Regions from separate parts of the Homo sapiens genome. Here regions 1 and 2 are each linked to region 3. Evidence: chromatin loops called from intact Hi-C (ENCODE). Cell type or tissue: adrenal gland. All regions are shown on one strand. Each heading gives the region's core, and the rest is flanking DNA. Links, peaks and the distances in the headings are about the cores only.

Region 1 (10,119 bases), core at 2,390-7,389, 210 kb before region 3:
CCAGGCTTGTTGTTTCGTGTGTCCCCTGCCCTACATCTTTGTAGACCAGACCTTTGCATGCAGGGAATGACCGAGTCACTTGTTTGAAATGTACATGAGGTGGCTCATGCCTGTAATCCCAACCCTTTGGGAGGCAGAAGCGGGCGGATCATCTAAGGTCAGGAGTTCGAGGCCAGCCTGGCCAACATGGCAAAACCTGTCTCTACTAAAAATACAAAAAGTAACCAGGCGTGGTGGTGGGTGCCTGTAATCCCAGCTACTCTGGAGGCTGAGGCAGGACAGTTGCTTGAAACCGGGAGGTGGAGGTTGCAGTGAGCTGAGTCATGCCACTGCACTCTCACCTGGGCAACAGAGTGAGACTGTCTCAAAAAAGAAAAAGAAAAAGAAACGGACATGTGACACCATGGCCAGCAAGCAGGAAATCCAAATGCGTTATTTTACAAGCGTACTTAAGAGAGAGGCGGGACCGTTCGGCTTCAGCTCTGTGGTGTTGGAGATGTAAAAAGAACGTGCAGGGAAACCGTGGGACTTCTGTTTGGGTCGCCTCCCTGCTTTACATAGAATTCTCTTTTTTATGACTTATTTCTTACTGAAAATATATCATGATAATCATTGGCCAAGCAGATAGGGTTTTTCTGACGTATCTTTTAGTTCTGACCCAGGTCATAACCCTTCACCTATGTCATACCTTTTCAATCTGTGGGTTTTTCTGAAGCACAAAAACAAAACAAAACCAATCTCAGGGTTTTGAGATGTGACCAGTTCTTACCCTTCCCTAATAACCAGCTAGGAAAGTCTCTAATTTAGAAAAATGAGGCCGGGCGCGGTGGCTCATGCCTATTGTAATCCCAGCACTTTGGGAGGCCAAGGCGGGTGGATCACAAGGTCAGGCGTTTGAGACCAGCTTGACCAACATGGTGAAACCCCGTCTCTACTAAAAATACATGGGCATGGTGGCATGTGCCTGTAATCCCAGCAACTCAGGAGGCTGAGGCAGGAGAATCGCTTGAACCCGGGAGGCAGAGTTTGCAGTGAACAGAGATCATGCCACTGCACTCCAGCCTGGGTGACAGAGCACAGCTCTGTCTCAAAAAAAAAAAAAAGAAAAAAGAAAAATGAAATCTTTCTAAAGTTCAGAATGTGAAGAGACTGTCTTGATTCCTCACCTCTACATCGTTTCTTTCTATAGTTAGTTATAATGTAAATAGATTCCTCTTAACACTTCATTTTAGGTGAAGCTGTTTTTGGTGCTGCCAGTGTGCGTGCATGTGTGTGTGTGTGTGTGTCTGTGAGTGTGTGTGTGTGTGCCTGCCTGAGCTTCAGGTGAACATACTGATTACATTCCCCCACCAAATCTGACTGAAAGCCCATTGCTATCAGCATTTTATAACACGCTAAAGAATTGGACGTGGTGGCTCACACCTATAATCCCAGCTTCTTGGGAGGCCAAGGCAGGAGGATCGCTTGAGACCAGCAATTTGAGGCAAGGCCAGTCTGGACCACATAGCAAGACCCCCTCTCTTAAAATTAAAACCTGTGTTCTATTTTTTTGTTGCCTACTCACAGGCTGAACATCTCATTTGTTTTTGTTTGTTTGGTTTGTTTTTGAGACAGTCTCACTCTGTCACCCAGGCTGGAGTGCAGTGGTGCGATCTCAGCTCACTGCAACCTCTGCCTCCCAAGTTCAAGCGATTCTCCTGCCTCAGCCTCCTGAGTAGCTGGGATTACAGGTGCCCACCACCACGCAAGGCTAATTTTTGTACTTTTAGTAGAGACGGGGTTTCACCACGTTGGTCAGACTGGTCTCGAATTCCTGACTTCGTGATCCACCCACCTCGGCCTCCCGAAGTACTGGGATTACAGGCATGAGCCACCGAGCCCAGCCTTAAACATCTAATTTGTACCAAATTGCCCTATAATTCTACCTAGAATATTATAGCAAAATGCCAGAAGCCTGACTAAAATCTTTTAAAGAAACCCAACTCGGCCAGGCGTGGTGGCTCACACCTGTAATCCCAGCACTTTGGGAGGCCGAGGCGGGTGGATCACGAGGTCAGGAGATCGAGATAGTCCTGGCTAACACGGTGAAACCCCGTCTCTACTAAAAATACAAAAAAGTAGCCGGGCGTGGTTGCAGGCGCCTGTAGTTTCAGCTACTCGGGAGGCTGAGGCAGGAGAATGGCCTGAACCCGGGAGGTGGAGCTTGCAGTAAGCCGAGATCGCCCACTGCACTCCAGCCTGGCGACAGAGTGAGCCTCCGTCTCAAAAAAAAAAAAAAGAAAAAGAAAAAAGAAAACAAAAAGAAACCCAGCTCTCCCAGGGTGGGGGGCATTACACAGGGGAGCCCCTCCGGGTGTCGCCGCAGCTGAATGATTGCGTTGGTGGAACAGCTGGCCCGCTTGTGCGTGGGCCAGGACACGGTGGACCTGTTCCGCCTGCGTTCTTGCCGGTCCATGTTTGGATTAGCATGTGAGTTTAAACATAGTGCTGATGCGGCGATTCTTCTAGAAGCACATCCTTCTCTGAGCTGAATTGCTTCATCACACACTTCCTTCTGGCTTGGGGAGTTCCTTTTCATCAAAGGCCAAGCCTTGTGTGTTTCGGTCCTGCCCATCTCCGTGCGGCCTGCGGGACGTTGGTTGGCGTGGAGTCTTCACAGCCGGCTGTCCAGGCTGGCAGCTCTCCCATCAGGGCTTCTCACAGCCACCGTCTGTCTGAGCAGACGCTGAGCATCGTGTCATCCCTCGGACACACACAAGACTCCACTATTCCCTGTGCTGATTTCTGTTTCTGTTACAGCTTCTGCTTCTGATTTTATTTTTTTTTTCTTTGAGATGGGAGTCTCGCTCTGTAGCCCAGGCTGGAGTGCAATGACATGATCTTGGGTCACTGCAACCTCCACCTCTCAGGTTCAAGCAGTTCTCCTGCCTCAGCCTCTGGAGTAGCTGGGATTACAGGTGCGCACCACCAAGCCTGGATAATTTTGCATGTTTCTGTAGAGACGAGGTTCCACCATGTTTCCAAGGCTGTTCTCAAACTCCTGGCCTCGGCCGGGCGCGGTGGCTCACGCCTGTAATCCCAGCACTTTGGGAGGCTGAAGTGGGCGGATCACCTGAGGTCAGGAGTTCGAGACCAGCCTGGCCAATATGGTGAAACCCCGTCTCTACTAAAAAAGAAAAAAAAATTAGCCTGGCTTGGTGGTGCGCCCCTGTAGTCCCAGCTACTCGGGAGGCTGAGGCAGAAGAATCACTTGAACCTGCGAGACGGAGGTTGCAGTGAGCCAAGATCACGCCACTGCACTCCAGGCTGGGCGACAGAGCAAGACTCTGTCACAAAAAACAAACAAACAAACAAACAAAAAAACCTCCTGACCTCAGGTGATCCACCCGACTCGACCTCCCAAAGTGTTGAGATTACGGGCGTGAGCCACTGCGCCCGGCCCTGTTGCTGCTTTTAGAAGTGGCTTTTTCTTCCTGTGCGACATTACTTTTTAGTGGGTCAGCGCAGAAATGTGCTTGGGCTCCCTGCGACGGCGAAGCACCTTTCCTCAAGGGAATCTGAAGACTTTTCCCTGCCTTTCCTCTCCCTCGGGGAGGTCCCCTCAGCGCCCTCCTCTTGACCTTCCCTGGTGCGTTTAGTGCTGAGCCTGTGCCTGAGCCTGGGGACCTGGGAGAGTTCGGACCGAAGTCCACCGAGGGCCGCAGAACGGCAGGGTTGGGGAACTGGCTCCCTGGCGCGCACAGCTCTGTCTGCAGGGCGCGGATCTGCGCTCGGTGTGAGGAGGCACGGTGCATGTTAAGTCGAGAAACTTCTAAACTCCGCCACCAGCTTTGGAAATAACAGCTGGGATTTTCTGCTTAAACCAGCATCCCAGAGCACACGGGTACTAACTAGCAGAAGCCCTAAGTAAAATGAAACGGGCTCTGAAGGAAGTCCTGGAGCCTCCTGCCCGCCTGCCCTCGCCATTCATTCAGTCCTGCAGTGACTCTGAGGAATGGCGTGGGCGGGAGGACAAGTCACCTTTAAAGCCAAGCACCCGGTGGGCGCAGAGGGTCCCGCCTGGAATCCCAGCACTTCGGGAGGCTGATGCGGGCGGATCACGAGGTCAGGAGTTCGAGACCAGCCTGGCCAAAATGGTGAAACCCCGTCTCTACTAAAAATACAAAAAATTGCCTGAGCGCGGTGGCTCACGCCTGGAATCGCAGCACTTTGGTAGGCCGAGGCAGGCAGATCACAAGGTCAGGAGTTCGAGACCAGCCTGGCCAACGTGGTGAAACCCCATCTCTACTAAAAATATAAAAAAATTGGCTGAGCGTGGTGGCGCGTGCCTGTAATCCCAGCAACTCGGGAGGCCGAGGCAGGAGAATCGCTTGAACCCGGGAGGCGGAGGTTGCAGTGAGCCGAGATGGCGCCACCGCACTCCAGCCTGGACGACAGAGTGAGACTCTGTCTCAAAAATAAATAAATAAATAAATAAATAATGCAGATATCTTTAGAAATATAAAATAGTATCCTAGGGGCCAGGCACAGTGGCTCACACCTGTAATCCCAGCACTTTGAGAGCCCGAGGTGAGAGGATTGCTTGAGGCTGGGAGTTGAAGACCAGCCTGGGCAACAGAGCAAGACCCCCGTCTTTACGAAAAATTAAAAAATTAGCCAGGTGTGGCCGGGCATGGTGGGTCACGCCTGTAATCCCAGCACTTTGGAGGCCGAGGCAGGAGAATCACAAGGTCAGGAGATCAAGACCATCCCAGCTAACACGGTAAAACCCCCTCTCTACTAAAAATACAAAAACTTAGGCGGGCGTGGTGGCGGGCGCCTGTAGTCCCAGCTACTCGGGAGGCTGAGCCAGGAGAATGGCGTGAACCCGGGAGGCGGAGCTTGCAGTGAGCCGAGATCGCGCCACTGCACTCCAGCCTGGGCGACAGAGCGAGACTCCAGCTCAAAAAAAAAAAAAAAAAAAAAAAAAAAAATTAGCCAGGTGGGCTGATATGCCCAGCTACTCAGGAGGCTGAGACAGGAAGATCACTTGAGGCCAGGAGTTCGAGACCAGCCTGGGCAACAGTTTGAGACCCGCCGCAGCCTCTACCAAAAAAAAAAATAATAATATTCTAGTTTACAAGCATGCTACAGTTACAAACTCTTCCTTGGTAAGATTTTCCTCCCCAGAGCGCTGTTGTCAGACTCCTGGAGCTGCTGAGGCCCTGCAAGCTGGGTAGACAAGGGAGGCAGGCCGGGCCAGGTGAGCTCCCCTGCACCCCTCCCCGCCCCCGCCCTGCCTTTCCTGTGTTTCTCTGGACCCTAACGCTGCGAGACACAGACGGATAGACCATCAGGACCTCAGGAGCCGCCTGAGTCTCCTCCCAACCCCGAGCTCTGAGGAGGGTGGATGGTTTTCTTCACGGCCACTAGGTGGTGGAAGTCTCCCAACTGTGCAGACATCTGCGGGGCTGGTGGGTTGGCGAGCTGTGGGGGAGGGTGCCCTGGTCAGACTGTGTCCTTGGGGGCTGGGCGGTCGCACCCGGGAGCTTCGCCAATGTGCTAGTTTGAATGAACTCCCAATGCAAAAATGGCAAACAGAGGCCGTGGAGAAACCTGGCTTCCTCCGACAATGGGAATTTCACTCTGTTCTCGTTACCGCCTGTGGATGAATGTGGGTCTCGGAGGGCGCCTCTCCCTCCGGGGAGAGGGTGACCTTGCCACAGTGGGACTCCATTCCAGCGGCAGCTCCCTCCCCTGTCTGTAGCCCCACGGCCTCCTGGCCGCCTGCCTTCTTATTGGCCACCCCTCCCCTCTCAACGACCTGTTTCCTAATCATGCCATTCCCCCGCGGGAGAGCCGATTCATCACCATTTAAAATGGTGAATCGATAAAGCCGGTCAGGCCGGGCGAGGTGGCTCACGTCTGTAATCCCAGCACTTTGGGAGGCTGAGACAGGCGGATCACCTGAGGTCAGGAGTTTGAGGCCAGCCTGGCCAACATGGTGAAACCCCGTCTCTACTAAAAATACAAAAATTAGCTGGGCATGGTAGCGGGCGCCTGTAATCCCAGCTACTCAGGAGGCCGAGGCAGAACACTAACTTGAACCTGGGAGGCGGACGTTGCAGTGAGCCGAGATCGCGCCACTGCACTCCAGCCTGGGCGACAGAGTGAGAGTGCATGTCAAAAAAAAAAGAAAGAAAGAAAAAGAAAAAGCCAGTCAGATCTAGAGAGGGCGACCGGAGCATCACCCCCAGACGGCTTGACTCTGAGCTCCTGACCTCAGCCTTCAGACAGAGGCTCTCCCAACACACACACACATAGACACGTGCGCACACACACACACACACACACACACACACCCCGCACCAGCAAACGCTGTCTGCTCTGAAGCAGGCACTGTGTAGTCTGATATGTCCCCGGGGAAGGAGGGTGGCCAAGCACAGACAGCTCCCGAGAGAGCCTGAGGAGAGAGCTGCCCAGCACCTCAGGATGGAGAAAGTGCTAGAGAGGCCCTTGGCTTCCCTGCATCCCACGGAGATAACAGCAGGTACAGGGAGTGAGGTTCGAGAGCAGTGAGTGTAAACCATAAGGCTCTGCCTGGGCAATACATGGTCCTTTCTCTCTTTTTTTTCCCTCCCTTCCTTCCTTCCCTCCCTCCCTCCTTCCTTCCTTTTTTTTTTTTTTTTTTGAGATGGAGTTTCACTCTGTCACCCATGCTGGAGTGCAGTGGTACAATCTCAGCTCACCGCAACCTCCGCCTCCCAGGTTCAAGCGATTCTCCTGCCTCAGCCTCCCGAGTATCTGGGATTACAGGCACGTGCCACCACGCCTGGGTAATTTTTGTACTTTTAGTAGAGATGAGGTTTCGCCATGTTGGCCAGGCTGGTCTCGAACTCCTGACCTTAGGTGATCCGCCTGCCTCGGCCTCCCAAAGTGCTGGGATTACAGGCATGAGCCGCTGCACCCAGCCTCATTCTTTCTTTTTTCTTTTAGAGTTCGGGTCTCACTCTGTCACCCAGGCTGGAGTGCAGTGGTGGGATCACAGCTCACTGCAGCCTCAACCTCCTGGGCTCAAGTGATCCTCCCACCTCAGTCTCCCAAGTAGCTGGGACTCCTGGTGCCCACTACTATGCCTTTTTGTAGAGGCAGGTTCTCGGTACATTGCCCAGGCTGGTCTTAAACTCCTGGGCTCAAGCAGTCCTCCTACCTCAGTTTCCCAAAGTGCTGGGAATACAGTCATGAGGCACCACACGCAGCCACCTACTCATTCTAAGACCATTCCTTCCCTGTGGTGGTGTTTATGAAATTGGAGTGTTAGGGGCGGGGCACGGTGGCTCACGCCTGTAATCCCAGCACTTTGGAAGGCCAAGGCAGGTGGATCATTCGAGGCCAGGAGTTCGAGGCCAGCCTGGCCAACATGGCAAAGCCCCGTCTCCTTTAAAAAATACAAAAATTAACCAGGCTTGGTGGTGCGTGCCTGTACTCCCAGCTACTCAGGAGGCTGAGGCACGAGAATCGCTTCAACCCAGGAAGCGGAGATTGCAGCGAGTTAAGATCGCACCCCTACACTCCAGCCTGGGTAACAGAGTGAGACTCTGTCAGAAAGAAAGAAAGAAAGAGAGAGAGAGGGAGGGAGGGAGGGAGGGAAAGAAAGAGAGAGAGAGAAAGATAGAAAGAAAGGAAGGAAGGAAAAGAAAGAGAGAGAGAAAGAAAGAAAGAATGAAAGAAAGGAAGGAAGGAAAGAAGGAAGGAAGGGAAAGAAAGAGAGAAAGAAAGGAAGGAAGGAAGGAAGGAAGGAAAAGAAAGAGAGAGAAAGAAAGGAAGGAAGGGAAAGAAAGAGAGAGAGAAAGAAAGAAAGGAAGGAAGGGAAAGAGAGAGAAAGAAAGAAAGGAAGGAAGGAAGGGAAAGAAAGAGAGAAAGCAAGCAAGCAAGCAAGCAAGCAAGAAAGAAAGAAAGAAAGAAAGAAAGAAAGAAAGAAAGAAAGAAAGAAAGAAAATTGGAGTGTTTCACAGCCCAGGGTCATTAATTTGGCCACCTGTCCCCTGGAAATCCGTAACTAAGTGACACCTTAGAATGAAAGAAACGCCTCATGGTGTGCACAGTGACCCATTGGCTTCAGGGCACTTTGCTCACAAAACACCCCTCCCCAAATAGAAGACTCTCCTGGGCAAGGTAACTCATCCCAGCTGGTGGCACAGGGCAGGACAGGGTTCAGTTGCTCCTGGCAGAGGCTGAGGGAACAGGGCCGGGGGAGGCCCCTGCTGTCCTTGTCTGAAGAGCCAGGATCTGCATAGCTCCCCACCCTCAGCCACCCCACCCTGGCTTCCCTGGGCCCCTTCTGAGATGCAGAGATGCGTTCTGGGATTGGCCACCATCCACCCCCAAGCCCAGACCATGGCACCATGCCCCAGGCTGCCTGCGGCCCTCTTCTTGACAGACTCGCAGTCAGGTCCCTGCAGCCTCCTTGGTGCTGACAAATGGCCCCCAGGAGGGTCCCTGGCCACTGCCCCAGAACCCACCATGGGCCCCGCGTCCTGGCCGCTGGCCAGCTCTGTCATTTATGTCCTTCTTGACCTTCGTGGGAGCGCCCAGGCTGCTCCATTCTGTCCTGAAACCTACACCAATGCAGAACGTCACTGTGGTTGGCAAAGTCACTCTGTTTGCTTCAGGTGGGCACCGCAGGCAGGGCTGAGGGCTGTGGCTGCCGTGTTGCCGGCAAAGGAGAAAAACCCGCAATTTGTTCAGACGAGCTCCTTTGCTTAAGGCTCTGGGGAGCATCTTTTCTGGTTATTTTCAGCTTTCTGCTCCTTTTGAGGAAGTTCAAGGGATCAGCTCCTGTCCCCACCCCCTGACTCCAGGGGTCAGACTGTGTCAGTGTTCTGGGGGTCCCTCTTAAGGAGGCACCCCAAATCTGGAAGAACCTCTGGGCTCCTAGAAAGATGAAGACACGTAGAGCTGTGCCCATCACTGGGCAGTTTCCATCAGAGAGGGCTTTGGGGCTTCGGAGCACGGGTCCCTCCCCAGGCCCTGTCCTCCAGAAGGATTTGGATGGGGTCATCGGAGAGAGAGAGCTCGTCCTACATGGCAGCAAGTGGCTCTTTTCACAAACTGTCCCTGCCCCTAGCTGGGCATAGTGGCACGCACCTGTAGTCCCAGCTACTGGGGAGGCTGAGATGGGAGGATCACTTGAGCCCAGGGTCTCGATCAAGGCTGCAGTGAGCTATGATCGCACCACCACATTCCAACCTGGGGGATAGAGTGAGACCCTGTCTCAAAAACAACAACAACAACAAAACAACAAAAACCAGTCTCTAGCCAGGCACAGGGGCTTACACCTGTGTAATCCCAGCACTTTGGGAGGCCAAGGTGGGTGGATCATCTGAGGTCAGGAGTTCAAGACCAGCCTGGACAAGATGGCAAAATCCCATCTCTACTAAAAATAGAAAAATTAGCCGGGCATGGTGGCAGGCACCTGTATCCCAGCTACTCGGGAGGCTGAGGCAGGAGAATCGCTTGAACCTGGGAGGCGGAGGTTGTGATGAGCTGAGATCATGCCACTGCACTCCAGCCTGGGCGACAGAGTGAGCCTTTATCTCAAAAAAAAAAAAAAAAAAAAAGAAAAGAAAAGAAAAGAAAAGAAAGATCACCTGTAACTGCCAGTGCCAGAGCTAACCTGGGGTTAACACTGCTGTGTGTTTCCTTCTGGTGACTTTTCTAACAGAGAGAGCCTGTTAGGAGCTGATTTATTCACATTAGTATGTAGCCCCACAATGATTGTGTGTTCTCCCTGCGTTACTAATGGGAATCTTTTTTTTCCAATCCCAAAATTGGAATCCATTGTCTGACAACACATTTGTGTGTTGGACAAAAGAGGCTGCCTGGAAAGGGTGCATGCTGAGTGATAGGAATGCAGGAGGTACTTGAGAGGCTTGAAACAGGCCGGGCGCAGTGGCTCACACCTGTAATCCCAGCACTTTGGGAGGCCGAGGCGGGCAGATCACGAGGTCAGGAGATTGAGACCATCCTGGCTAACACGGTGAAACCCCGTCTTTACTAAAAAATACAAAAAAATCAGCCGGGCGTGGTGGCAGGCGCCTGTAGTCCCAGCTACTCAGGAGGCTGAGACAGGAGAATGGC
Region 2 (10,119 bases), core at 3,450-8,449, 84 kb before region 3:
TCTTCTCCGGGAAGCTCTCCCTGCCCCTGCTGCGGCTGGTGAGGGAGATTTCTACCTCTCTCCATCCTCTCTTCGGTCAGAAACATCCAAGAATGTTAAATGCAAGACATGGGGGCCTTGGGGCTGTTTTATCCTGAGAAGAACTGTGGCCTTCCCACTGCCTCTCCTGTGCCCTCCGAAGGTCCCCCCACGCTCCTTCTGCTTCCTCAGGGCAGGTCTTGAGCCGCCTAGCGTCTACCCCACCCTCCTGCCCCAGGCTCCCAACACTCCAACCCCTTTCCTTGACGGGCCCCTTTCCGATCGTGCTACAGACACCGAGGGAAGGACGAAGCATCTTTTCTGTGCACGCCTCGCCCTGCGGGAAAAGCTCTCATTCCAGCTGGCGTTCAGAAAGACCCACACAGGTGCCCCACAAGGCTGCGACCGCCGCCCGAGGAGGAGAAGCTTGTCCCCAAGTGCCAGAAGGGGCCAGCCCTGGTCTCGGGGCAAGCCAGCAGGTCCGGCACGGCGGAGACCGAGCGACAGCCGGGTCATAGCCCGTCCCAACAAGCAAGGCTGGCAGCCCAGCGGGTCCTTCCGCAGGGAGGAGGCGCGTGGAAAAGAGGAGGAATTAGGCCCTAGGCGTGAGGAGGCAGGCGTGGCAGGAAGACAGGTGAAGCGCTGGGTTAGGACACGGGAAAAATCTGTCGCAGGAGCCATCCTCCAGGCTCAGCACCGGCCTCGCTCCCTCCTGGCCCGGGCAGCACAGGCCGTGCTCCCCGAGGGCCACTGCTGCGGGTAGGTCAGAGCCCGAGGGACGCGAGGTCCCCCAGCACCCCGAGGCAGGCCCTGCGTGGGGCCCGGGCTCCTCCCCTCAAGCTGTGTGCCAGTCCCCGACCCACCGAGGGGCCAGCCTTACTTTCCGCTACTGTGGCCGCTCTTCCCTCTCTTGCGGGGGGGCGACAGGGCGCTCGGGGCGTGGGTCCGTTTCCGCGGCCTGCCAGGGCCTCTGCGTGCCAAGCTTCTATGGGGTTCCTCGCGCCTGTCCCTTAAAAAGAATCACACGCTTGGCTGTGACGCTGGGGGGCGGGCGGGGCGCGGAGAACGGGCACACGATGCACACACGGCGCCGGGTCCACGCACACCTCGACGGCTGCTGCGCGCCTGGGGGCCTGGTGGGCCGGGGCAGGGGCCCCACGGGGCGGGCGGGGGACACACTCACTCGGAGTCCCGGCGGCGCTGCAGCTTCACCAGCTCACGCTGCTTCTCCTTGTACTGGCGCTGCACCTCGGCCAGCCGCATCCGGAAGTCCAGCTCCAGGGCGTCCATGTCCTCCAGGGAGGACTTCATGGCATACATCTGGGGGAAGAACCGGGAGAGGAGGAGGGGGTGAGGATGCCACTGCCTAACGACGCCCACCGCCCACCCAGGGGTGCCCCTGAGGAAGGGGAGACTGCACTGGGAGCTGGGGCTCGAGTCCCACCGCTGCCACCTCCTGACTGTGGCCATGGCCTCATCGTATGCAAGGGACCCTGTGCTGGCTCTGCGGGGCTGTGGCAGTGCTCAATTAGATGTCATGCCTGAAGCACAGTGCTTGCGTGTGACACCTGCTCCATCAGTGAGGGCCACTGTGTCATTTATAAACGGAAGGCTCAGCAAGGGGATGCTGCAGCCCCAGGCCCCGTGGGCACCTAAGGCCAGAGCTACATGTGACCCTGGGCTACTCTGTTTCCAGTGGATCACACCGCGACCTGTGTGATGAGCCTGACATGCTAGCAGACAGGTAAACTGAGTCCCCGAGAAGGGCAACCACTTGACTGGGACCACACAGCACATCAGCACAAGGAGCTGAACGTAGCTCAGGCCTCTCTGGCGCCAAAGCCAGCCACGCCCCAGGCAGTAGGGCACCTCCACAGAGGGGCCTCCCACCCAGCCTCCCCCGCGGACCCCAGGGAGGAAGCAGCCAGCCGCTCACCCGCTCCTCCTTCTTGCGCATCCAGCTGTACTTCTTGTTGGGCTTCAGCTCCCGCGGGAGCCGCAGGTTCTTGAGTGGGTCCACCACGGGCCCATCCAGCACCTCCCTCAGCATGTGGCTGCCAGCTGCCAGCAGACTCTCCAGGGAGGGCCGCGCCACCAGGGCCCGCTCCGCACCTGTGGACAGGAGGTAGGTAACAGGGCGCTGCTGCCACCCCTTCCCCAACCCCAAACGGGGATGCCGAGGCCCAAAGCAAGCGCAGGCCCCAGGCCACACGTGCCCATCCCCCAAGGTGCTGAGTAGACAGAGGCCTTTGTGACATGCCGGAAGTCCTGAGCATCTCTAAACAAGAACGGGGAGAAGGCCAGGCATGGTGGCTCACGCCTGTAATCCCAGCACTTTGGGTGGCTGAGGCGGGCAGATCACCTTAGGTCGGGAGTTCAAGACCAGCCTAGCCAACATGGTGAAACAGTGAAACCCCACCTCTACTAAAAATAACAAAAACTAGCCGGGTGTAGTGGCACACGCCTGGAATCCCAGCTACTCGGGAGACTAAGGCGGGAGAACCACTTGAACCCGGGAGGCAGAGGTTGCAGTGAGCTGAGTTTGCACCACCGCATGCCAGCCTGAGCAACAGAGCAAGACTCCATCTCAAAAAAAATAAATAAATAGGCCAGGCGTGGTGGCTCACGCCTGTAATCCCAGCACTTTGGGAGGCCGAGGCGGGCAGATCATGAGGTCAGGAGATGGAGACCATCCTGGCTAACACGGTGAAATCCCATCTCTACTAAAAAATACAAAAAAATTAGCCGGGTGTGGTGGCGGGCGCCTGTAGCCCCAGCTACTCGGGAGGCTGAAGCAGGAGAATGGCGAGAACCTGGGAGGCGGAGCTTGCAGTAAGCCGAGATGGCGCCACTGCACTCCAGCCTGGGTGACAGAGGGAGACTCCATCTCAATCAATCAATCAATCAATCGAACAGGAGAGAAGGCAGCACGCCTGGCACAGGGTCCTGTGCTCTATTCACAGAGTACAGGCTAGGCACAGCATAAGCCTCCAGAGGGAGGGCCTCCAAAGACCGAAGGGTTCTTTCCAGCAGTACGGCTCTCCTTCCACTTATTTGTACGTGCATTTTTCCATAGTGAATATGCATAGCTCTTATAATCAGAAAAAAGCCCAGGATGAAAAACACAAACCAAGCAGAAAGGTGTAAAAAAAAAAGACAGCCCGCTTCCTTCCTCCTCCAACACACAGGTCCCTCCCTCGGGAGGCTACTGTGGGTGCAGTTTCCAGTAGACAGTTCCAGAAATGATTATGCATATTCAAATGCACACGACATCCACGGGCATCCTTTAAAATATAAAAATAAGCCGGGTGCAGTGGCTCACGCCTGTAATCCCAACACTTTGGGTTGCCAAGGCAGGTGGATAATTTGAGGTGAGCAGTTTTGAGACCAGTCTGGCCAACATGGTGAAACCCTGTCTCTACTAAAAATTCAAAAATTAGCTGGGCATGGTAACAAGCACCTGTAGTCCCAGCTATTCGGGGGTTGAGGCATAAGAACTGCTTAAACTCAGGAGGCAGAAGTTGCAGTGAGCTGAGATTGAGCCACTCCAACCTGGGCAACACAGCGAGACTCCAGCTCAAAAACAAAATTAAATAAAATATAAATGTAAACTGGGTGCCTGTAGTCCCAGCTACTCGGGAGGCTGAGGCAAGAAGATCACTTGAACCCAGGAAGTTGAGACTGCAGTAAGCCATGATCACACCACTGCACTCCAGCCTGGGCAACAGAGCGAGCCTGTCTCAAAGAAAACACACACACACACACACACACACACACACACACACACACACACACACACACGATCTCAGGCTGGGCACGGTGGCTCATGCCTGTAATCCCAGCACTTTGGGAGGCCGAGGCGGGTGGATGGCTTGAGGCCAGGAGTCTGAAACCAGCCTAGCCAACATGGTAAAACCCCCTCTCTACTAAAAATACAGAAATTAGCTGGGCATGGTGGTGACCACCTGTAATCCCAGCTACTTGGGAGGCTGAGGCACCAGAATCGCTTGAACCCAGGAGGCAGAGGTTGCGGGGAGGCATGATAGCCCCACTGTACCCCAGCCTGGGCAACAGAGGGAGGCTGTCTCAGGAAAAAAAAAAAAAAAAAAAAGATCTCAATCAGTACATACTGTATCACATTTTGCTTTTTTTCTGCTTAATGTCTTTTCTCATATTAGCACAAAGCAAACATCTACCTCCTCATTATGAGCTTGGACCTTATAAAAACTGCCATCTCTAAAGGTCAAAAACACTAGAATGCCAGCAATTTTAAATGGCCAAACGTGCAAAGGAGCCTACGCAGAATCATGTGGGGGGGCGGGGGCGGAAGGGCAGCCTAGAACACTCTTGAATTGATGAGTTTTGATTCATCTAAGTCATCTCCCATTGATGGCATTTAGATTGTTTCCTGTCTTTTCAAGATAGGGTCTCACTCTGTCCCCCACCCTGGCTGGAGTTCACCATCACACGTCACCACAGCCTCAAGCTGCCAGGCTCAAGCAATCACCCTGCCTCAGCCTCCTGAGTAGCTGGGACCACAGGCACATGCCGTCACACCCAGCTAGTTTTTGTATTTTTTTGTAGAGATGGGGTCTTGCTATGTTTCCCAGGCTGGTCTTGAACTCCTGGGCTCAAGTGATCCTCCCGCCTCAGCCTCCCAAAGTGCTGAGATTACAGGCGTGAGCCACCGTGTCCGGCCTCCTATCTTTTTGTAATAGGAGCACATGGGCACATAGCTGGGACACGTGTGACAGGAAGAGCCTCACCAGTGTGATGAATATGACCAGGTGTGTGCAGTTCTCTGATAAATACTCCCCCTACCCTCCAGGAAGGGTGCTCCAACCACAGAGATCTTGCTTTAGTCTCTACCAAATTTAAATGAGTTCTATTATAATTTTTCAATTGACATTTCATTTTTTTAATGCACATGGGGTCTCGCCATGTTGCCCGGGCGGGTCTTAAACTCCTGGGCACAAGCAGTCCTTCTGCCGCAGCCTCCCAAAGTACTGGGATTGCAGACGTGAGCCACCATGCCCGGCTGACATTTTCTTTGTGATCTAAAATACCAATTTTTGGCTGGGTGTGGTGGCTCACGTCTGTAATCCCAGCATTTTGGGAGGCCGAGGCGGGCGGATCACCTGAGGTCAGGAGTTCGAGACCAGCCTGACCAACATGGAGAAACCCTATCTCTACTAAAAATACAAAAAACTAGCCGGGCCTGGTGGCGCATGCCTATAATGCCAGCTACTCAGGAGGCTGAGGCAGGAGAGTCGCTTGAACCTGGGAGGCGGAGACTGCGGTGAGCCGAAAACCATATTCTCTATTGGCAGTGTGCAAAGTTCCAGAGACAGACATGACTAATGATGCTGCTGAGGGGGAGCTTCTCTTCCTTGGCACTATTCACATTTCACTATTCATTCGCATCTCTGCTGGGGGCTTGTCCTCTGCCTTCACTGTAGGGTGTCTTGCTGAGTCCCTGCCTTTACCCACTAGATGGCAGTAGTGCTCCCCCCAAGCTGTGACAACCAAAAATGTGGTTGCCAATGTCCCCTGGGGGGACAAAATCATCCCTAGTTGAGAATGCTTGTTTTGCTCTTCTTATATCTTTTTTTTTTTTTTTTTTTTTTTTTTGTGAGACAGAATCTCACTCTGTCGCCCAGGCTGGAGTGCAGTGACCAATCTTGGCTCATGCAACCTTCGCCTCCTGGATTCAAGCAATTCTGCCTCAGTCCCCTGAGTAGCTGGGACTACAGGTATGTGTCACCACACCCAGCTAATTTTTTTATTTTTAGTAGAGATGGGGTTTCCCCATGTTGGCCAGGCTGGTCTCAAATTCCTGACCTCAAGTGATCCGCCTGCCTTGGCCTCCCAAAGTGCTGGGATTCCAGGCGTGAGCCACCGCGGCTGGCCGCTCTTCTTATATCTTTAGGGAAACTGAGGCCACAAAGCCGCAAACCTGATCAGCTCCCAAAGGTTGATGTTAGATTGAAACCATCTCACCCACCCCATACCCCCGCCTCGAGGTCCTGCGAGACTTAAGAGTCTACAATGTCAGGTAAGGATGGAGGGCTGTTCTGTTCTCCAAGAGGGGACCAAGGTACAACTCTGTCACCTCCTTCACCCTCCCACAAACCTATTATCCCTAAGCTCTTAACTGATCAGGCAAGGGACGCCCAAGTGACCTCTAGGCCAGTGGTGATGGGTTCAGTCGTGTCCCCACTAATTTAATATGCGAGAATCCTAACCCCTAGTAACCTCATTAGGTGACCTCTGTGGGAGACAGGGCGTTTGCAGAGGTGGTCAAGTTCAAGTCATGACAGTGGGCCTTCATTCCGTAAGGCTGGTGTCCTAATAGGGTGGAGAATTCTGGGCTGGGTGCAGTGACTTACACTTGTAATCCCAGCACTTTGGGAGGCTGAGGCGGGCGGATCACTTGAGGCCAGGAGTTCAAGACCAGCATGGCCAACATGGGGAAACCCCGTCTCTACTAAAAATACAAAAATTAGCTGGATGTGGTAGCATGTGCCTGTAATCCCAGCTACTTGGGAAGCTGAGGCAGGAGAATCACCTGAACCCAGGAGGCAGAGCTTGCAGTGAGCGGAGATCACACCACTGCACTCCAGCCTGGGCAACAGAGGGAGATTCTGTCCCAGAAATAATTAAAAACAAAAACAAAACCAGTACCAGGTGGGAAGACCAAGGGAATGTTTTTTGTTTTTTGTTTTTTTTTTGAGATGGAGTTCCACTCTTGTTGCCCAGGCTGGAGGGCAGTGGTACCATCTCGGCTCACTGCAACCTCCGCCTCCCAGGTTCAAGTGATTTTCCTGCCTCAGCCTCCCGAGTAGCTGGGATTACAGGTGCCCGCCACCACGCCCAGCTAATTTTTGTATTTTTAGTAGAGATGGGGTTTCACCATGTTGGCCAGGCTGGTCTCGAACTCCTGACCTCAGATGATCTGCCCGCCTCGGCCTCCCAAAATGCTGGGATTACAGGCGTGTGCCACCGTGCCTGGCCAACCAAGGGAATTTTGATTTTCTTCTACCCAAAAAAAAAAAAAAGTTTCTATTGAACTATTTTCGTGAGAGAAAAGCAGCAATGAACTTTAGGACAAGTGCCTCCCAGTGGGGAGGGGGGCGTTGCTCACACAGGCCAATGGCAGCGTGGCTTCTCCAGGCTTCCTTGAGGGCCATCTGACCATGACAGTCACAAAGCCTTGAAAAATGTGGCCTTGTTTGGACCCAACAGTTCTACCTCTGGGCATACAATCCCAGGCAAATCAGAGATACGGACAAAGTTTTTTTTTCTTCAAGGATAACCATCATGTTATTTGCAACGGAGAAAAAAAAAAAACAACTTTGTTTTAAAGCAGACGAAAATGCCTGACCATCTAAGACTGGGTCATCAAGGGCCAGGGCCACCACCAGGCAGAAAGTTGGGCAGTCCCTAAAACAATGATTTTTTAAAAACCACAGCTTTAAGCCGGGTGCTCACGCTTGTAATCCCAGCAATTTGGGAGTCCAAGGTGGGAAAATCACTTGAGTTCAAGAGTTCGCGACCAGCCTGGCCAACATGGCGAAACCCCATCTCTACTTTTTGTAAAAAAAAAAAAAAAATTAAAAAACCCACAGCTTTGAAAAATGTTTAATAAAGAACATTTTAAGTAAAGTGTCCGGGCGCGGTGGCTCACGCCTGTAATCCCAGCACTTTGGGTGGCCAAGGCGGGTGGATCACTTGAGGTCAGGAGTACGAGACCAGCCTGGCCAACATGGTGAAACCCCATCTCCACTAAAAATACAAAAAGATAGCCAGGCATGGTGGTGCGTGCCTGTAATCCCAGGTACTCAGGAGGCTGAGGCAGGAAAAATCGCTTGAACCTGGGAGGCGGAAGTTGCAGTGAGCCGAGATGGCACCACTGCACTCCAGCCTGGGTGACAGAGTGAGACTCTGTCTCAAAAAAAAAAAAAAAAAAAAAAAATTTAAGTGAAAAGGGCAGGGCAGGTTACAGAACACTATTTACAAAAAGATCTTAATTTGAGAAGTAAATATGTGTATGTGTGTTCTAGAGGAAATATACTAAAACACTGGCAGGGATATCATCTCTTCAACGGGTGTTGCCCCGGCCCTTCCTCCAAACCAGTTCTAGGCCCAGTTTTCCATGCTGAACATCAGTCATTCTGTGTCTGGCCCAGCATTCAGTGCCCTTTCTGCTGAAGGCATCCCATTCTCTTTGAGAACTACCCTCCCCCTTCCCTACACCCCAGAGGCAACACATCCCAGATCAAAGGACAGGTAATGATCAGCGCAGCCCATGTCCCAGAACTCAGTTTGATGCCCGCAAAAAGCATGAACCGAGGCTGGGAGCGGTGGCTCACACCTGTAATCCCAGCACTTTGGGAGGCCAAGGCAGGCGGGTCACTTGAGGTCGGGAGTTCGAGACCAGCCTGGCCAACATGGCAAAACCCCATCTCTACTAAAAATACAACAATTAGCCAGGCATGGTGGCACATGCCTGTAATCCCAGCTACCTGGGAGGCTGAAGTAGGAGAATCACTTGAACCCGGGAGGGCGGAGGCTGCAGTGAGCCGAGATGACACCACTGCACACCAGCCTGGGTGATAGAGGGAGACTATGGCTCAAAAAAAGAAAAACAACAACAACAAAGCATGAACCGCAGTCAGCCCTTGAGAATGAATCTCAGTGTTTTTGCCAAAGCTAGCAAGAAAGAGGTGGCCTCTTTCGGAAGGCTGCTGAGCAGGCCCAGGGACCTGGGAGGAACTGACAGACCACCCCCCACCCCAGTGAGGACAGTAAGTCGGCCTTGAATGAGGCCAACAGAGAGAAAAGTCGAACAGCAAGAGGGAAGGAGGGAAGGAGGGAAGGAGACGGGGACACAGAGAGAGAGAGACTAGGGAAGGGCCTGTGTAGGAAAAGAAAGACTTGGTTTCTTGGCTTGAACACCTAGATCCAGCCATACCTGAAATTACCTAATTACTGCCGGACTTCAGTTCCAAGAGCCAATTAATTCTCTCCTGCCTAAACCAATTTAAATGAGAGTTTCTGTTCCTTGCAACCCAAGAAATCCTGCTAAAACACACCATCAATAGAATGAGAAATTTCACCACCAGGAAACCTACAGACTGGCTGCACAGTGCAAACACACTTAACATGCCACTCACTCAACAGGACGCTTAAAAATGCTCGAGATGGAACATTTTGTTATGTGTATCTTAACCACAATTTTTTAAAAAATTAATATGAATAAACCATATTCCGGGTTTTTCATAATTTAAAAATCTTATAAAAAAATGTTTAAGAGGCCGGGCACAGCGAGCGACTCACACCTATAATCCCAGCACTTTGGGAGGTCAAGGTGGGCAAAATCACTTGAGTCCAGGAGTTTGAGACCAGACTGGGCAACAGAGCAAGACCCCATCTCTAAAAAAAAGAACTTTTTAAAAAGTTAGCTGGGCATGGTGGTGGACGCCTGTAGCCCAAGCTACTGGGGAGGCTGGGGAGGGAAGATCACTTGAGCCCAGGAGTTTGAGGCTGCAGTGAGCTAAGATTGTGCCACTGCACTCCAGCCTGGGCAACACAGCAAGACCCCATCACCACAAAACTAAAACTCACGAATCTGCAGAACTCAGAGGTCGCGCACTCTCACCTCCCATCTCTTGGCTCCTCCTCTCCAGCTCCAGCTCTGCGATCTCACTTAGCAGGGTGATGCCATGCAGGAAGCTCTGCTCCAAGACAAGGCTCTCGGCTGCTTCCAGCTTCTCCAAGGCCTGGGCTCCAGCAGCACCCGGGGAGGGCAGAGGCCTGGCCTGGGGCAGCTCCGCAGCTGCCGCCAGGGCGTTCATGCCAGCCAGTGGGTCCTCCAGACTGGGCAGGAACTGGTCAGAGCTTGCCTCTTCCAGGAAGCAGGTGCTGCCGAGTACAGGCACGGCCTCTTGGGGCTCCAGGCTCGGGCACTGTCCCTCCCCGGCGGGCACGTCACAGTCTGACATTTCTAGGGTGGGCTGGGACTCGCTCGGTGCCACCTGCGCCAGGCCTTCCTCGGGCACTGCCTCCACCACGGGCACCGCCACAGGCACCTCCACCGGC
Region 3 (10,119 bases), core at 3,436-8,435:
TGGGAGGCTGAGGCAGAAGAATCGCTTGAACTCGGGAGGCAGCGGCTGCAGTGAGCCAAGATCACACCATTGCACTCCACCCTGGGTGACAGAGCGAGGTTCCATCTCAAAAAACAAAAACAAAAATTACCCAGGCGTGATGGCAGACACCTTTAGTCCCAGCTACTCGGGAGGCTGAGGCAGGAGAATCTCTTGAACCCGGGAGATGGAGGCTTCAGTGAGCCGAGATTGTGCCATTGCACTCCAGCCTGGGCGACAGAGCAACAGAGGGAGACTCCTTCTCAAAACAAAAACAACAACAACAACAACAAATAGTTGCATGTCAATTTTCCCATTGCAGGGGGTTGGATGATGTTCCCCCAAAACTTCCTGTCCACCTGTGACCTCAGAATGTGACCTTATTTGGAAACAGGATCTTTGCAGGTGTCATTGGTTAAGTATCTCAAGAGGAGATCATCCTGGGCTTAGGATGGGCCCTAAATCCAGTGACCGGTGTCCTTCCAAGAAAAGGAGGGGCGCCGGGCGGGCTGGTTCACACCTGTAATCCCACCGCTTTGGGAGGCCAAGGCGGGCGGATCATGAGGTCAGGAGATCGAGACCATCCTGGCTAACATGGTGAAACCCCGTCTCTACTAAAAACACAAAAAATTAGCCAGGCGTGGTGGCGGGTGCCTGTAGTCCCAGCTACTCGGGAGGCTGAGGCAGGAGAATCACTTGAACCTGGGAGGTGGAGGTTGCAGTGAGCTGAGATCATTCCATTGCACTCCAGCCTAGGTGACAGAGAGAAACTCCATCTCAAAAAAAAAACAAAGAAAAAAGAAAAGAAAAGGAGGGGACACAGGCACAGAGAAGGCCATGTGACGACGGAGACAGATGGGAGCGATGCAGCTACAGGCCTGGGAACACCGAGGATTTCTGGAGCCTCGGGAAGCTGCAGGGAGGGCTGGAACGGAGCCTCCCCGACGGCCTCCAGAAGCAGCCAGCCCTGCCCACACCTTGAGTTCGGACTGCTGGCCTCCAGCACTGTGCAAGAGCAAACTCCTGTCATTAGAAGCAACCTAGGCTGTGGCCACCCGCCCATCTCCCTAGGAGGTCTGGCTGCTCTTGGATACCCGGAGCCTCCTACCTCAGCTTGCTGGGCACTGACCTTGAGCGTTGCTCCCTCGACCTGCAGTGCTCCCTGCAGCGCCCCACCCCATGGGGGACACAGGAGGGGACTCTCAGAGCCGTCCCCCCGACAGGCCGAGGCTCCTCCCAGGAGAGGACCCCACTGCCCCGCCAGCACTGGACACTGGACACTGTTTTCCATAAACATTTCTTTGAACTGAATTTCATTCTTCTCACCCAAGAAATCTCTGGAAAACAATGCTGAGGCCAGGGTGGAGTGCCGGGGAGAGGGGATGTTTTAATGGTTTGTGGAGGGTTTTCTGTTTTGTTTTGTTTGTTTTTTTCTGGCATTGTCTCTCTCTTCTGATTTCCCTGTAACTGACAGGGAGGAAATGGATTCTGAAAATGGGTTCCTTCCCACCCCTGGGGGCTCTGAGATCAAAGTGTGGTGGGGCCGGGTGGACAGGACTTGGTGCTCCGAGGTGGGGTCCTTCCTGATTCCCTCCCACCTTCTCCACCATGCCCCCCTTTACCCAACGGGGCCTGGCCAGGAAGGGGCATACCAGGGGGCTATTCTGGGGGACAGGTCTCCAGGGCACCTGCCCTGCGTGCCCACCCAGTGAGGGGTTCCTGGCCCAGAGTTGCCCCCTCAGCATATCCCAGGGGGCTGGTGACCCTGTAGGCCCCTCCACTTTGCTAAAGAGGATACAGGGAGGGTTGGTGGCCCAGAACTCACGAACCACTGCTGACCAGGAATGGCCAAGGGAGGCCCACACAGAACACCCAATCCCACAGCCACCTGCTCTAGTACCACTTGGGGCCTCTCCAGCCACTGGCCTGGCTGCATTTGCTCTCCAAAACTGCCACTTTCTTTTAGTTTTTAAGGGACAGGCTCTTGCTCTGTCACTGAGGCTGGAGTCCAGTGGCACAATCATAGCTCACTGCAGCCTCAAACTCCCGGGCTCAAGCGATTCTCCCACCTCAGCCTCCTGAGTAGCTGGGACCACAGGCACACGCTACCACATTGGGTGTTTGGATGGATGAGTAGATGGGTGGATGGGTGGGTGGGTGGGTAGGTGGATCGGTGGGTGAATGAGTAGATGGGTGAGTGGATGGATGGATGGATGGATGAGTGTGTGGATGGATGGATGGATGGATGGATGGAGAAGTGGATAGATGAGTGAATGGATAGGTGGATGGGTGGGTAGATGGATGGACAGGTGGGTGGGTGGGTGGGTAGGTGAACGGAAGAGTGGGTGGATGGGTGAATGGATGGATGGATAGATAGATAGATAGATAGATAGATAGATAAACAGACAGACAGATAGGCTAATGGATGGATGAATTCGTGCTTTCTGTCCCTTGACCTGGTCTACAAGCCACTTCCCCAGCTAGACAAAGAGAGCTTAGAACCCCATCCCTGCCAGGAAACAGACAAAAGCTGTCGGGGTCTTTTTTCTCTCTCTCAGCCTTACCTGGGACACACAGAGCTTTACGGTGGGGCCTTGTTCCAGTTGCTGCAGGCTGCCATTCCTGAAGGTCGGGGGACAAGCTGCCTCTTCAACCCCAGCTCTGCTGGGGGCTCCTCAGCGGCTGGGGGAGTTGTGGGTGGGGCAGGAGACCTGGCGAGAAGCTCACGGGTACCCTCACCCACCTCATCCCGCCCTGTGCCCAGCCCTGACCCCAGCCCTCCCTCTTTGTACCTCACCCCGTGGAAGGAAACACACTGAAGGTGGGGAGGGGTGGGCCAGAGCCTCAGACTCCTAAGACAAAGGGAGAAAAATGGACCGAAGAGAGGCAGGGGGTAGACGCAGGCACTGCCTTTTTTCTTTTGTAGACAGGGTCTCACTCTTGTTCAGGCTGGAGTGCAGGGCGCCATCATAGCTCACCACAGCCTCCAACTACTGGGCTCAAGTGATCCTGCCTCAGCCTCCAAAGTAGCTGGGACGACAGGCATGCATCACCATGCTTGGCCAATTTTTGTATTTTTTGTACAGATGGGGTCTCACTCTGTTGCCCAGGCTGATCTTGAACTCCTGGCCTCCAGTGATCCTCCTCAGCCTCCCAAATCTTGGGGATTACAGGCATGAGCCACCACCCCCAGCCTTATTTCCTGACATTTCTATGGTAAAATTGATTGCTTTTATAATCAGAAAAAATATACAGTGAGACTTAAAGACACGGTCTGTAACCTTGAGAGGCCAAAACAGCCCGCAGAGGGACAGGCGACTGGCCATTTTGATGCTAGGGCCCCAGGCACGAAGCAGGCAAGTCCCCCCTCCCCACTTTGGCCGGCGAGACTTTGAAAAGAAAGCTGGACGTGCAGGAGCAGGGGTTGGGAAGGGGAATTCCAGGAAGGGGCCTGGGACTGGGGCCCTGGAACCATGGTGGCCCCCCAGGCCAGATCCACCCCTGGACAGGTGCAAGGACTCTGGGAGCGGCCCCAAGGATCCAAATACCTTCCTCAGCAGCCCCTTTAATTTGCTTTCTGCAGAAAGTAAGCTAATGCCGGCAGCGGAGACTTCATTTAGGAGAAGAGCAGGCCTCGGCATATCCCTAGCATTGGCAGCATTCCTGGGAGGAGAGGAGGGGAAGGCTGGGGAGGGGAGGGAGACTGGGCTAGAGGGAGCCCGCAGATTCACCTAATTCCAGGGTGGAATTGCTCGCCAGCCACCGTGCCCTCCATCATTCTCCAGAGGCCCCACCTAGTTTCCTCATTCATCAGTCACCAGGCCTTGTCCTATGGCCCAGCCGGGGGGAGATGTCAAGGCCAGGGACCCCTCTGAGGCTCAGAGAGGGGTGCGTAGCAGGAGCAGTAAAGCCAGGACTGGGCACGGTGGCTCACACCTGTGATCCCAGCACTTAGAGAGACAGAGGCAGGAGGATCGCTTGAAGCCAGGAGTTCAAGACCAACATGGTGAGACCTCTGTCTCTGCCAAAAAAAAAAAAAAAGTACATATATATACACACGTATATATATATACGTGTGTATATATATACGTGTATATATATACGTGTGTATATATATACGTGTATATATATACGTGTGTATATATATACGTGTATATATATACGTGTGTATATATATACGTGTATATATATACGTGTGTATATATATACGTGTATATATATACGTGTGTATATATATACGTGTATATATATACGTGTGTATATATATACGTGTATATATATACGTGTATATATATACGTGTGTATATATGTATATATATACAAATTTTTTAAAAGCCAGGACCTGCCTGGCCCAAGCTTCCTCCCTGGGGCCTCAGTAGATGGTTCTAGACAGTGGAATTCGTGTTCTAGGCCTGGGGCTCTGACCTCAGAGGCCCTGTCAGGAGATTCAAACCAAGAAGTGAAATGCAGTGAAATTCAGACTTGTGCCTCTGTATACGCCGCGGACACGTGTGTGCAAAGGCGTGTGCATGTGCGTGTGCCTTGCTTCCTGGGTCAAAGTGGCTTCTGATCCAGAGATACTTTGAAGTTCCTTTTTTTTTTTTTTTTTTTTTTAGAGAGAGGGTCTTGCTCTGTCACCCAGGCTGGAGTGCAGTGGCGCGATCACAGCTCACTGCAGCCTCAAACTCCTAGATTCAGGCAATCCTCCTGCCTCAGCCTCGCAAGTAGCTGGGATCGAAAGCGTGCGTCACCACACCTGGCTAATTTTTAAATTTTTTCTAGAGACAGAGTCTGGCTATGTTGCCCAGGCTGGTCTTGAACTCCTGGCCTGAAGCAACCTTCTGCCTCAGCCTCCCAGGTATCTGGGACTGCAGATGTGCACCACCATCCCCAGCTAATTTTTAAATTTTTTCTAGAGATAGAGTCTGGCTATGTTGCACAGGCTAGTCCTGAACTCCTGGCCTCAAGCAGTCTTCCCACCTTGGCCTCCCAAAAAGCTGGGTTTAGGCGAGGCACGGTGGCTCACGCCTGTAATCCCAGCACTTTGGGAGGCCAAGGCAGGCAGATCACTTGAGGTCAGGAGTTTGGGGCCAGCCTGGCCAACATGGTGAAACCCTGTCTCTACTAAAAATACAAAAAATAGCCAGGCATGGTGGTGTGCGCCTGTAATCCCAGCTACTCGGGAGGCTGAGGTAGGAGAATTGCTTGAACCTGGGAGGCGGAGGTTGCAGTGAGCCAAGATCGTGCCACTGTACTCTAGCCTGGGCGACAGAGCGAGCCTCCGTCTCAAAAAAATAAAACAAAATAAAAGGTTGGGTTTATAGGCATGAGCCACTGCACCTGGCCACTTCTAAGTCTTACTGGTTCCCTGCTCTGGGCAAGGCCTGGGCACAATTTTACAGACGGGGAAAATGAGGCCCAGGATCCCACGGTGGTAGAACCGGCTTCTCACAGGCCTGCCGACTGGAAACTCCTCACAGGGTTCCCCCTGAGCCAACATCCCCCTCCCGTGATCCCAACCAGAGCTCCTTGCTGTCCTGGGCTGTGTCCCCAATGGCGGGGCTGTGTCTCCGGCTCCTGGCCTAGGTGGCTCTGAGGGCACCTCTCTGGGCCTGGTCTGGCTGGAGGGGGCCCCAGGAGAGGGTCCCACAGGCGCCCCCCACCAGTCCGCGCCTGCTCCTTCCAGATTCTGCAGGCTCTGGTGACACCTGCTGGCCACGCATCCCATCACCATAGCAACCCAGGCTGGGCCTCTCAGCCCCCAGCAAGGCTGGGATGGGTGGGTTCACCCAGGCTGGAGGGTGGGGGGTGTGGAGGCACTGGGGGCGGAGCACACCCGCCTGACCCACCATCTTCTTTCCTCATGGGAAACTCTCAGCCCCAGGAAACTCCTGTGCCCGGCTTAGGTCCCCTCCTACTCTCTCCCCTTCTCCTGTCCAACGGCTCCGAGAGCTTGGAGTTCTCACCCAGCCCCCAGTCAGTGACTCCAGCTGAGACATCACCTCCCCGCAGGCCTTCAAGGTTCCCATCTCAGACACAACGACTCCACCCCCACTGTGTGGGGCCCCAGGCCTCAGCTCAGAGGGGCCCCACCTCCCGCCACCCCCCTCCAGCTCCTCTGGGTCCCTCTGCTCAGTCCCCCTGGCCTGTGTCCACTTCACCCCAAGTCCTTCACCATGCCCTGAACGGAGCCTATCTCCCGTCACCCGGACAGTCACCTGTCACCTTGGCGCTGTCACAGCTCAGCCCCATCCCCAGCTTCTCTGTGGCCCCCACAGACTCAGCAGGCTTTCGCAGACACACAGACACCTGTCCTGCCCGCGCTGTGCCTCAGGGAGAGGCGCAGGTCCCACCAAGCTGCACTGCCAGCCCCATAAACGGCCCTGCGGTTCCCACCCGGGGGCTCTGCACCTGCGGCTCCCTCCCCAGAATGCTTTTTCCAGCTTCCTCAGTCTTGCTAACAGTGATTCAGCCAAGCCTTCCAGAACATTCCGCCGGCTGTGACCTCCCCAAACCCTGCTCTGTGTTCCTCACACTGTCATGGCCTGGGGACTGTCCCATCCCAGCCAGGCCTCCTCCGTGGTGCTGCCATGATTTCAGGATCCCCACGTGTCCAGGGCTGAGCCCAGGGCCGACCTAGGAGGTGTCTGCTGCCCTGATCCTCTTGACCCTCCCACTCCAGGCCCCAGTCCCACCCCAGGAGGGTCCTCCCCATCCCCACTCTCCCCTCCTCCCAGGGTCTGCAGGGAGCAGCTGGGCCACCACTTTGCCCAGAGGCAGTCCTGGGGCACAACCTGAGCCCACGTACCCAGCGTGGCACAGCCAGGGACGCAGTGCACAGGAGAGGGCTTAAGGGACCTCCCTGGAGACCCCCAAGTGGCTCCTCGAGTGACGGGGGCTGGTCATGGACGTTGAACCACCTGGAGGGAGGCTGTGTGGAGAGGCCGAGCTCAAGAGACAGAGCCTTGGTCCTCCTGCCTGCCCCAGGGTGGCCTGTGGTCCTGGGCTGGCCACCACCTCTCGGGGCCTCAGTCTCCCCATCTGCACTGGAGCGGGTGGGCACACTTGACCCCATGGCTTGGCAATGCCTGGCCACACTGCAGGGGCCGAGGGGGTGGCCAGCCCTGCCCCTGATGCCCACCACACCCTAGGGACGGCTCAGAGCCCAGCCGCTCCTGGGGGCCTGGTCTATGCCTGTCCCTGGCCCCACACCCCGCAGTCTGGTGGCAGCTGCTGCACCCGCACCTGGAATGTCCCTGAAATCCCCAAACCTCAGCTGACCCCATGGGGGAAAGAGGGCTGGAACCTGCCCCCCTCTCCTCCCCTCCAAGGTGCAGACCCACCCTGTCCCCACACAGAGGGCACACTGAGTGCCCTGCCCCGCCCCGCTCTGCCCAGAGAGGCCGGAACATCAGGGGAGCTTGGGCCAGTCTGGCCACGCCTTGGAAATAGTGGCCACGCATCAGCCCGGGGAGGCCCCAGGCCTGGTCAGCCTCCAGGTCCTGCCCGCCAGGCTCAGCTTCCCGGCCCTCCCGCCTCCTCTCCCCGCTCCGGTTAATCTGTCAGTTCCATCTGTCTCTGTCTTGTTTGTCTCTCTATCTCTGTCTCAGTCTGTCTCGATCTCTGTCTCTGCCTTGCTATCTCTGTCTCCATCTGCCTCTCTCTCTGTCTCTGCCTATTTGTCTGTCTCTGTCTCTCCATCTCTCTCTCTCTTTATTTTTAAAATTTTCTTTTATATAGAGACAGAGTCTTGCTGTGTTGCCCAGGCTGGTCTTCAACTCCTGGGCTCCAGTGATCCTCCAGCCTTGGGCTCCCTAAGTGCTGGGATTACAGGTGTGAACCACCGTGCCCAGCCAAGAAACATCTCTAAACCCCTCTCTTCCTCCCAGCAGTGACTGTGAAGGGCACTGGGGACAAATCCCTTTTTGAAAGGATCTTCTGGATGATGTCATGGATTTGGGCCTCTTCCTGCTGGGGGTCACTGGGTGGTACTTCTTGGCCATCCAGCCAATAGCAACAGGCCAGCATGTGATGACGTCACTGTCACCCCCACTGTCTCCTCGGGTTCCAAGGAGCAAGAGGCTTGCACCATTCCTCTCTAATCTGAGATGGATTTTGTGGGTTTGCGTGGGGGGAAGGTTTTGTTTTTTTTTTTTTTAGCAAGAATCTTCTTAAGCCATACACCCATCTCATTAGGATTAGTTTTGTTAATCTATAGATCCACTTATTCGGCCGCACGCCAGCCTCCGAGTGTCCCAAACACGAAGTCAAAGGGTGAGCAGAGCACCTCGGGCCGGCCCTCCTCCCCTGGGAGGATCCACCTCTCCCATGGGACAGGGACAGCTACGACTTTCGGCGGCTCCCTTCTAGGCACTGTTCCAAGCATCTCATGGACTGTTCTGTGTCTCCTCCCAAAGGAGGAGGGGGAAACTGAGGCCTCAGGAAAGGGGCAGCTTGCACAGAGCCATACAGCCGGGGCCTCAGATAAATGTGATTGCTCCAGATCCCTACCAGCACAAGTCAGGCAAATCTGTACATTCAATGTTAGCAAAGTTTGGTTGGTTGGTTGGTTGTTTTTTAGAGAGAGGGTCTCACTGTGTTGCCCAGGCTAGTCTTGAACTCGAGCTCAAGTGATCCTCCTGCCTCAGCCTCCAAAGTGCTGGGATTACAGGCATGAGCCACTGCTACTGGCCTGCAAAGTTTTTGTTTGTTTGGTTTGAGAGTCTTGCTTTGTCACCCAGGCTGGAGAACAGTGGCACAATCATGATTCACTGCAGCCTCCACTTCCTGGGCTCAAGCGATCCTTCTGCCTCAGCCTCCCAAGTAGCTGGGACTGCAGGCATGCACCACTACACCCGGCTAATTTATTTATTTATTTATTTTTTTTGAGACGGAGTTTTGCTCTTTTGCCCAGGCTGGAGTGCAGTGGCACAATCTCAGCTCACTGCAACCTCTGCCTTCCAGGTTCAAGCGATTCTCCTGCCTCAGCCTCCTGAGTAGCTGGGATTACAGGTGCCTGCCACCAAACCTGGCTAATTTTTGTATTACTATTAAAGATGGGGTTTCACCGTGTTGGCCAGGCTGGTCTCGAACTCCTGACCTCATGATCCACCTGCCTCCGCCTCCCAAAGTGCTGGGATTACTGGTGTGAGCCACGGTGCCGAGCCACATCCGGCTAATTTTTTAAGATTTCTGATTATTGTAGAGATGGGGTCTCACTATGTTGCCCTGGCTGGTCTTGAACTCTTCCTGGCCACAAGTGATCCTCCTGCCTCGGCTGTTTTATTCTTATTTTATAGAAAAGAATAACTTAAAAAGAAAGTGTTATTTTTTTTTTCTCACGTGAGTAAATGATCTTGTGCATCCACTCCAGAGGCCACTGGATTAGTATCAGTTTGATGTCTTGTTACCCATCCAGACTGATTTCTGAGAAGCAGGAGGAAAGAAATGAGTTCCTCAATGAGTGAAAAGAAAGAACCTCATTTTACAGATGGGGCCCTGAGTGAGGCTCAGAGAGGTTCAGGAAGCTGCCCCAGGGCACACAGCGAGGGAGCAACAGAGCCTGGGAGCCGAGGACAGGGACACCCTCCAGCCTGCAGGGCCCCATCAGCACCCAGGTTGCAGAGTGGGGACTCACGGAGGAGAAGGCGTCCCCAGGGCATAAGACGCCTCCCCCACTGCCCATCAGCGCAGATGGCCACCCGAGCTGCCAGTGAGAGAGGACGCGCTGCTTGGCTAAGCCGCTGTTGTTTGGGATTTTCTATCTCTCGAATCCTAAAGGGTAGAGTTTGCTTACCAATGCCGCCCTCACCCCTACAGTTGGGGAAACCAGAGCCTGGAGGGTGGTGCTCTAAGAGTGATCCCAGTCACACTGGCACTCCGAGTGCCACCTTCCACGCCGTCACTTTAGGAGTTTGCTGTGAGGTTAGCCTCATCAGCAAACTCGAGGCTGGCTTCCTATCCTCTTGCTCAGGGAGCAACCCTGGCACTACTGGGGAGGACTCTTGGGGATTATCTTGAGAGCACTCTCAGAGGAGCACTCCAAGGAGTACTCTTTGGGAGCATATCTGGGGAGCACTCTTGGGGGGGAACATATCTGGG

Evidence for each region. Peaks named below come from ENCODE experiments on the same cell type or tissue, not always from the same donor. Only the 100,000 strongest peaks of a DNase experiment are listed, where the experiment ranks them.
Region 1: a loop joins it to region 3, with 2.6 times the contacts of the local background. A loop is called at or near these places in 79 of 110 quality-filtered maps.
Region 2: a loop joins it to region 3, with 2.2 times the contacts of the local background. A loop is called at or near these places in 79 of 110 quality-filtered maps.

What each region holds. Positions count from the first base shown.
Region 1 is chr7:5,234,956-5,245,074 of GRCh38, forward strand. No RefSeq gene overlaps it. Among named protein-coding and RNA genes, the nearest start is that of SLC29A4, 43 kb to the right of the region's middle. RefSeq lists enhancers at 5,263-5,557, 6,031-6,120. In adrenal gland, for the core only: a CTCF peak has its summit at 5,443 (motif pointing right); DNase peaks (open chromatin) are centred at 5,556 and 6,355; H3K4me3 peaks cover 1,050 bases; H3K27ac peaks cover 1,118 bases.
Region 2 is chr7:5,360,696-5,370,814 of GRCh38, forward strand. It overlaps TNRC18 (trinucleotide repeat containing 18), which reads right to left. Exons shown (of 30, transcript NM_001080495.3): 11 at 9,680-10,119; 12 at 1,955-2,130; 13 at 1,202-1,338; 14 at 899-1,027. Among named protein-coding and RNA genes, the nearest start is that of TNRC18-AS1, 54 kb to the right of the region's middle. In adrenal gland, for the core only: a CTCF peak has its summit at 5,516 (motif pointing right); a DNase peak (open chromatin) is centred at 5,432; H3K27ac peaks cover 1,770 bases.
Region 3 is chr7:5,445,144-5,455,262 of GRCh38, forward strand. It overlaps a transcript of FBXL18 not described here. Among named protein-coding and RNA genes, the nearest start is that of LINC02983, 21 kb to the left of the region's middle. RefSeq lists enhancers at 568-1,400, 6,488-7,193. In adrenal gland, for the core only: CTCF peaks have their summits at 5,704 (motif pointing left) and 5,904; DNase peaks (open chromatin) are centred at 5,748 and 7,396.